Linked DNA regions of Mus musculus: region 2 is linked to region 1. Evidence: chromatin loops called from intact Hi-C (ENCODE). Cell type or tissue: heart. All regions are shown on one strand. Each heading gives the region's core, and the rest is flanking DNA. Links, peaks and the distances in the headings are about the cores only.

Region 1 (4,404 bases), core at 91-4,090:
ATTTTAAATTGTACATCAGCAACAGCATTGTACATCTATAAGTTGGTCTAAGTGCAGGCTGGAGGAAGAGACCTCCCACTAAACACAAAGAACTTAGATTCCAAAAATGATGAATGTAATCCTAATAAAAATACAAACACAGTAGCAGCGACTAATTTAAAATTTCATTGTTCAGCAGTGGATATTCAATGTTATAAATTAAATCTCTATTAATCTTATTTTCCCTACCTGGGACATTTAACAATGGAGACACTGATATGGAGACATTTTTGTTATCCCAGTGGAAAGAAGGAGAGCTGGCATTGAGCCCTCACTCTTGGCATCTGTTGGTAGAGATTAAGAATGCTGCTAAACATCCTACAGTACACAGAACAACTTTTATACAGACTTATCTATCCAAAATGTCAGTAGTGCATAGATGGAGAAAACTGGTCTTGTGTAAAAGTCCTTACTAGTGCAGGTGGCCTAGGCTGCCTATCAGAGTACTTACTCTGTGACTGTGAGTCATTACTAACCCTGTATGCCTCGGGTTGGCCTGTTTGTTTTGATTTTGAATCAATAGAATGATAGTTGTGCTTGTTTTGAAGAAGGTTGAGAGGTTTATTTGAAATTCTACATATGAACCATGTGGGATAGACCTTGGCCTATAGTAGGGATGTTGGCTGCTCTTAAGTTGTTAGTTCAATAAGTAAATCTATACCTATAATCAAATTACAGAGTTTTCAATATCTCTGAAATTTAAAATCAGGCTTCTCAGGAAAAATTAAAATCTCACTAAAAGAATAAAATTAGAACATTGTAAAGTTTTTATAAATATATAAATTAAAAAGAATAACCTTTAAATATATGTTAGCAATTTGGGGCATACTAAACATTTTAAGACTGAGTTAACTTTACCTTCATACAAGTATTTTATATAGAGTCTTGGATAAAGTTTTATAATTATGTCATAGTTTGTACTTCATAGCAGTACACCCTAAACTGTCATTATTTCATTTAGCTTTTTTTTTTTCTGGGTTCAGTAAAGCCCTAGCTCCCATTATTTAATTAAGAAAATATGTATCATAAAGGGGATTTTAATTTTATTTGAATTTCCTGCTGCTTTTTGTTGTTGTCTTCTCAAGAAATTACTAATTTTGTTTTTCTCATTCAGACTGTTGATAACATTTTGGGGAACCATTGTTGAAAGTACAGTTCAAGGGTACAATTTATAAAACTGGGCAGTATCTACTTTATTAAACCCTAGGTTTTATATAGGTGATAGAAGAATATTTATTCTCTTACTAACTGCCATTGTATAAACCTATTAATCTTAAACAATTCTTTATTTTCTTCCTATTATCCCTGTCAGTTAAGTAAAAAACATGAAATTCTATAAGTAGATTTTATTCAAAGTAGTTTTTTTAAAATTTTATTTATTATTATATGTAAGTGCACTGTAGCTGTCTTCAGACAGACCAGAAGAGGGTGTCATATCTTATTACGGATGGTTGTGAGCCACTATGTGGTTGCTGGGATTTGAACTCAGGACCTTTGGAAGAGCAGTCAGTGCTCTTACCTGCTGAGCCATCTCACCAGCCCCTCAAAGTAGTTTTTATTTTGCATTTGCAAACTTAAAAATCTTTAACCAAAGCTTTAGATATAAAAGCCAGGTGCAAACTGGGCATATGCCTTTATTCTCAGTGCTCAGGAGACAGAAACAGAGGCAGAGGCAGGCAGATCTCTGAGTCTGAGGGCAGCTAGGTCTACAGAGTGAGTTCTAGGGCAGCAGAAATACACAGAGGAACCCTGTATTGAAAAAACAACAATAAAACAAAAAAAGGAAAAAAGCAAAGAAAAAAGAAAAAATGCTATTCTTTTTGAGATAACAACATGACTGTGTTTCCCCCAAAGTTGATATAGAAAATGACATAGGAGAAAAGGGTGAACTCATGCACTACTGAGAGTGATGAGTGGTAAGAGGGCACAGTTCTCTTCTGTCTGCTTTCTTCCTTCTGTCTTTAGGTTCAGTTTTAGTTTTTTACCACTTGATGGCAGTGATGGAGCTAGAGCCACCCTGAGAAGGTTAGGGCAAGAACTCATTATGAATAACAAAAGGATCTGTACAAAGGAAATCCCTGACATTTCGATGTTCTTCACATTTCTAGGTGATACTACTTATATTGCAAATGACTGTGGCAGGAGGAGAGCCTCTAGATGGAGCTTCAGTACTTCCTAAGAGAAAGTGTGCTCGCCTTTCACATGTGTGCTTTACATTATTTTACTAATATACAATCCAAAGTAGACTTTTAAAAAATCATATTTAAGAATGAATTAATGTCATGTGAAATTAATTCAACAAACCCACTAGTAATTTGAAAAATGGCTACTTAAGTGTCTTAGATGTCTATATTATTGCCATTGATATTTATTGGAAAAAGTATATAAAAGTGCTAGTAGTATGCTTATACCTAGTATTAAAATGACCGTGCATATCTAATAAGTTAGTAAAAGATTTTAATAAGAATCAAGTGTTTAAAAAATCAAATGTTTAAAATGAAATTAATGTTTTTAATTGGTATTGCTATTATCTTTTCACATTTCAGTTAACAGGTCTTTGCATTTCAATTTTGGTAGAGTATTGGCCACATACATACATACACTCATATATACATATTTACATTGTTCTATAATTAAAACCATCTGATCATTTGATAGAAATTAAGATTATAGATGATTTGGTTTATGAAGCTCTATCCAGTTTGAACATTTTAACTTTAATAATATAATCTACTAACTTCATATACGAGCTCATTTTATGAGTTATCATATATGGTTTGTGGATATATAATATATGCATATATATGTGTCTCTGTTCAGACTAGAGTCTGGTTTAAAATAATAAATATGCATAGTATTGAATTCTTTATCAACGAGAAAAAGCTTGTTAATATAAAAATAATTGAGTTTTTTTTAAGTAAATTCTCACTACATACTGAAAGGTGGTCATCATTTTCACAATAATTTTAGTGTTTATTTTTTTTTAAAGATGAAACAGGACCTTTCTTTTGGTGTATCACTGTACATCTAAGTGAATACATCCTATTTGGCTTTATAAAATATTAAGGAAAGCCTCAGATAGTACATGGTTTAGAATTGACTTTCAGTAGTTCGGGTGTTTTTATGGTGAATGATAATATGTCACTGGGAATTCATAGTAAATGCATGATAATTGGTTTGCTGTGATTTTTTACATATTTTATTTTCTTATAAAATATTTTAGACTAAAGGCTCACTGAAACAACAGTAACTTTCAATAATTACATTTCATAAATAATGTCAGAACAATTGATTTTCTCTTTTGCAATTAAATATCCTACAAATTACTTTCAGGTTGTGTACAGAGCCATAGAAATTAAATTATTTGGTTGTTAGTTTCTGTAAGAGTAACAGGTTACTCAAAATGCAATCGACTGATTTACATTTCTTGTCTAGTCTTTCAGACTTTATTAAGAAAACACTTTAGAAACATCTCAAATTTTTATTTTTGACACCATTGAGCTTAAGATAATTGCGTTGAATCAGCTTTTAATCATCTAATGAAGTGAACTTTAAAAGGTATGCTCATTTTCTCAGGATAGGGAAACACCAACAGCTGCTATAACGTTTTCTAAATGGGAGTCAACAAATAGAAGTATGGTTACTAATAAAAACAAAGTCATATAAATTAATTATGGCTAAGTTGCAAGTTAAATTGTAACTTGAAGAATCACACTGGCCTAAAGGAAACTGACAATGTGCATTTCTATGGCAGGACTTCTCCGTGAAAGGGATGGGTTCTTCCCAGGCTCATTGTACCTGTGAAGCTTCTAAAGGGTAAAAGCAAGGCATAAAGTGGTTGTTTTCAACAGCCACATAGAGTTTAGAATTCTTATTTGCTGGAGGAAAAGTTGTTTTGTTGTCATTTATGTCACTGGGTTACATTTCTGCTTTTTTTTTTGCCTGTATAATTATATTATATACTTTCACCTCCAGTATTTAAAGCTTGGTTAGGTACATCCTTAAAGAAGCGTTCTTATTGACTAAAAATTTCTGTTAAATTTAGAGCATTCCTTTTCAGTTTACTGAAAATGATATTGGTGTCCAGATAAAAAGTAACTCAGTAGAAAAGAACTATCCAAGTTTTACACTTCTCAGGAAAATGATGTTTAAAAGAAATACTGAACAGTAAAAATGTAGGATACAAAATCAATGTTTAAAATAAACCTGGCTTTCAATTATACCAACAGCATACTTTCAGAAGAAGAAATTAGAAAAAAAATTTCATTTAAAATAACTTCCCAAGATTAGATATTTAGTAATATATCTAACCAAAGAAGTGAAAGGCCTCTACAATGAAAAATTAAAGACACTAAAAAAGGAAAT
Region 2 (4,404 bases), core at 290-4,289, 490 kb after region 1:
CAGCAATTATCATCTGCATGTGTGTTTCATTACAAAAGCAGGGAAGGCTTTTATTTTTTATTACTGTCATGGTGATGATCCAATTGCCATGGCGAGTTTGGTGTTGAGTAGGAACTGTCACAAGTGGCCTCCAAGGCATCCTAGCCTTGCCTCTCCTACAGCACCTTTCTTCACTTTGCTAGCATTTCTTCTTTTAGCGGTTAGTAGGAATTGGTGCATTTTAAACAAATTCTATTAAGGAAAACAACTTTTTTTTTTTAAATGGTTTTTCAAGACAAGGTTTCTCTTTGAAGCCCTGGCTGTCTTGAAACTCATTCTGAGAAGGATAGGAGTCCTGTGTGTGTGTGTGACTTCGAGCGCACGTGTGTGTGTGTGTGTGTGTGTGTGTGTGTGTGTGTATGCATGCGTGTCACACAGAGTTAGAAGCCTCTCCTCTCTTTAAAATTGACAATCTAAAATTAGATTGTTTATCTTCAAAGTGGGATTAGATTGCTTTCAAAACACAGACAACAGTTAGAAGAAAAGTGTAGAACTGGGGTAAGTAAATATGTACAGGGCCAGATATACTGGTTCTGGCAATGCAGGCCTATTCCCTGCCTTCAAGAGGAGGCAAGAGCCTTGAAAATGTGACGATCAGACTGGCTACAGTGAGTTCCAGGCCAGCTTGGGCTATGAGATCCTATCTGAAAACAACAACAGCAACACAAAAACAAAACAGAAAGTTGTTTGGTTTGGGGGGCCCATATGGTTTCTGTCCGTGTCTGCTCTTTTGTTAAATGCTCCAGAGTGTTTTAATGGGGCAGTAAACAGGCAGCTGGCTGGATTTGTTAGTGGGCTGTTGTATCCTGGCCCTCGGTCTGGTCTACTAGACTCGGAATATTGAGGTCACACTAGGCAGAATCTATTTTTAGTGAATTGTATTAACAAAACGGACTGCCTTGTTGCTTGGAGGCATCCCGATTTAGTTCTGACTTCCCAAAAGGTCAGAGCAAAGAGGAAAAGTGAGCTTCCGTTTAACCGGCACACTTTCCGTAAGATTAACACACCAGTTACTCAGGCTGGTACAGTGGCTGTACCAATCCAAAGGGAAACAGGGCACGGCTAAGGGACAAAGACCTGGGCATCGTGTTTTCCACAGTTTTATATAGTGGCTAAGCGCTTCTGTGCACCAAAGACAGGATTCCCAAGAGCAATTCCAGAAAGCCACCTTGAAGACACAGGCATTTCGTGGTCTTTGAACTGACACAGCACACAGCCCAGTTACTTGAAGGAATGAGCTTCAATTAGCTGTCAGTCTTCTAGGCAGTCTCGCGTCCAGCTTCAGACTGGTGTGTTAAAAGACGGAACCACAATGAATCTCGCTCTGTAGCGCTTCATTGGCCTTGTGTTTGTGATTTCAGAGTTGAGCATCACATAACCAAGACAGGCTCAGAGAGCTTCCTCCTGCACTGTGTTCAGAAGGTATTTCTGCACAGAACATAGAAACATGGTCCGGGAGGTAAAGCCAAGGAGATGGCTGGTGATCTTATTGGAGCCCTTGGCCACCTGCGTATGATGTGGTGTCACACGTTTGACTGAGACTCAGTCCTTTATTACTCCTAAGTCAGCCATTCATTGGCACACTAGGTTACTAGGCTAACTTGTTCATTTCCTAGGAGTTCATGGCACACTAGGTTACTAGGCTAACTTGTTCATTTCCTAGGAGTTCATGTTCACAAGTTGTTCTCTGACCTCCACACACATGCTGAGGCATGTACAACCTTTCACCACACCGCACATGTAATAATAAATGAAACAAAGTAAAAACACACACACACACACACAGGAGGAATTCACACAGCAATTACTTTCATATCTTGCTATTACTTCAGCCCTTGATTACTGGCCTCATATTGACTGCCATTTGTTTAATGGTTTCTTGGTACTAGGTCCTTGGCTAAGCAGTCTGTATTGCTTCTCACCATCCACAGGAGTGCTTTCTGTGGTTCCCATATTTCACTCCCCCCCCCCCCGCCAACCCCCCCCCCGCCAACCCCCCCCAACCCCCCCCCCCCCCCGTACTGCCCGATCTGCTTTTCTGTCTCCTGACAAGGAAATCAGGACTCAGAGAGTCATGGGTAGTCCAGCATCATTCACATCGGGCGTACATGGTATGAGCATATGGTCTGAGTGCTGACTGAAGCTGAATTGTTTCCTGTGTGCTTACATGTGGAGGAGGTTAGAGTACAGCGCTTGGAAGCTGGTTCTCTCCTTCACCTTCACATGGGTTCTAGGGGTGACTCCTACAGGTAGTGAGGCTTGGCGACAAGCACCCTTAGCCCCTGAGCTTCCTCACTGGTCCATTAACCAAGGCCCTTAGCCACCACCCTCATAACTTCCTAGATCGTCGCCCTTGACTTCTTCATGTTCTTCCTTTCTTTCTTTCTTTCTTTCTTTCTTTCTTTCTTTCTTTCTTTCTTTCTTTCTTTCTTTCTTTCTTTCTTTCTTTCTTTCTTCCTTCCTTCCTTCCTTCCTTCCTTCCTTTCTTCCTTTCTTTCTTTCTTTCTTTTTCGAGACAGGGTTTCTCTGAATACAGAGAAACAGCCCTGGCTGTCCTGAAACTCACTTTGTAGACCAGGCTGGCCTCGAACTCAGAAATCCGCCTGCCTCTGCCTCCTGAGTGCTGGGATTAAAGGCGTGCGCCACCATGCCCAACCTTCATGTTCTTTCTTTTCCTCTCCCTCTACCTTACCTCCAACACTAAACTTTGGACCCAGGACCTTTGGAGGGGGCTCTAGTACTCAGATACATCCTCAGCCCCCTTTAAAAACTGTTTATTATTTTCATTATTTATATGCATGTGTATTTTCTGTGTGAGTGTATACCATTGGTGTGCACGTAGGTGCCTATGGATGCCAGAAGATGGGATCTGGCGGCTGTGAGACTCTTGATGTGTGCTAAGGACTAACTTCAGGTCCTCTGGAAAAGCAAGAAGTGCTTTTAACTCCTGGGCCTTCTTTCTAGCCCCAGCCCCTGCCCTTTATGAGAATTCTATTTTGAGATAGGATTTTGCAAAAACCTTCCAGGCTGCCCTGAAATTTGGATCCTCCTGACTCAGCCTCTGGTGTCAGGGATTGAAGATGCACTGCCTCACCCCTTCTTCTCTTTATGAGCTTCAGGCACTGTGGCTTTTGTGTTTGCTGCTGGTCTTTCGGGGCAAGGCGTGGCAGACTCTCGGCTTCACCTCTTGGAACCTGACCCTGTGATTACCCCTTTAATCTGCAGTCCCCTGTCTCCCCTTCACCATATCTTGGTCACACTTGCTGTTACTGCTGTCTCTGTCTTTACCCTAGAGTGAACAAAGATCGGACTTTCATCTCCCATGTAATCACTCTCTCTACTTCTCTGGCTGTGGTTTAGACTTTGTCTATTGGAAGCCACGGATAGACAAGGTCAGTTCAGTCCGGTGGTGACATGTGCATACGCAATAGCAAGCGATATCTTCTTTAATGTGGCAGCTCTTTTCATATCCAGCACCAACAGGGACTTATTAAAATATCGGTAGCGTTTCATTGGCTCAGCCATGCCCCCAAATGGAGAATGTTAGTTATTTTCCATGACCAGCTCCGGGTACAAAGAATGTTATGAAACCATCAAAGATAAACAGATTCATGAAATGACAACTGTTTTCTATTCCAAGTGATGAGAACCAAATATGCTGTTCACATTGCAGGCATGTCTAACCTATTAGACTGTTCCAGAACAGAACAGAGTGAAATCAGTGACTAAGAACACTCTTTCATTCTGGTATAGATGGAGAGCAGGCCAAGGCCGCTGCTAGGAAGATAATCAGAGGGTCGAGCCTAGAGAAGGGGGAAAGCAGAAGGGGGAAGAATGAGCTACAAAGAGCTGGGAGTCACTGGAGCTGTGTGGAATGCGGTCAGAGGAACAGGCTAGGGTGACAAGTTCAAAATTCAGACCCAGGACAGTGGGAGCACTTATGTGGGGTGGGGACCAGCTTGTCTGAGTAGAGAGTTGGTACTAAGTGTGTTACTCCGAATGTAACAATTCACAAGTCAGGGAACTATTTCGTTACTAAGTGCATTAATGTTTTACTTAGCTCTGATAGTATCTGTAATATCATTGTAATAAAGGGCTTAGATATTCATGAAGTGGACTAGCTTATCTTGAAATTTTTTATTCTCCCTTTTAGAAAGACACACTTGTATCCCTTATGATGCTTTGTATAAACGCAGGTGAGAATGAGCCCCAGTGTGCTCGGGGTCAGAAGAGAACCTCAGATATCAGATGTTAGGTCTCTTGTTATCTGCTGTGTATGCCAGGCTTATCTGCTGTGTTATCTGCCAGGCTGGCTGGTTCAGGAGCTTCCGGGGCTTTTCCTGCTTCATCTCCTAGCCTGCCTTC

The links. Peaks named below come from ENCODE experiments on the same cell type or tissue, not always from the same donor. Only the 100,000 strongest peaks of a DNase experiment are listed, where the experiment ranks them.
Region 2: a loop joins it to region 1, with 4 times the contacts of the local background. A loop is called at or near these places in 3 of 42 quality-filtered maps.

The regions. Positions count from the first base shown.
Region 1 is chr2:18,341,372-18,345,775 of GRCm38, reverse strand. The region is part of intron 1 of Dnajc1 (DnaJ heat shock protein family (Hsp40) member C1); the gene reads left to right. Among named protein-coding and RNA genes, the nearest start is that of Dnajc1, 49 kb to the left of the region's middle. In heart, for the core only: a CTCF peak has its summit at 2,017 (motif pointing right); no DNase peak of the experiment used is centred there.
Region 2 is chr2:17,854,967-17,859,370 of GRCm38, reverse strand. No RefSeq gene overlaps it. Among named protein-coding and RNA genes, the nearest start is that of H2al2a, 140 kb to the left of the region's middle. In heart, for the core only: no CTCF peak of the experiment used is centred there; no DNase peak of the experiment used is centred there; H3K27ac peaks cover 914 bases.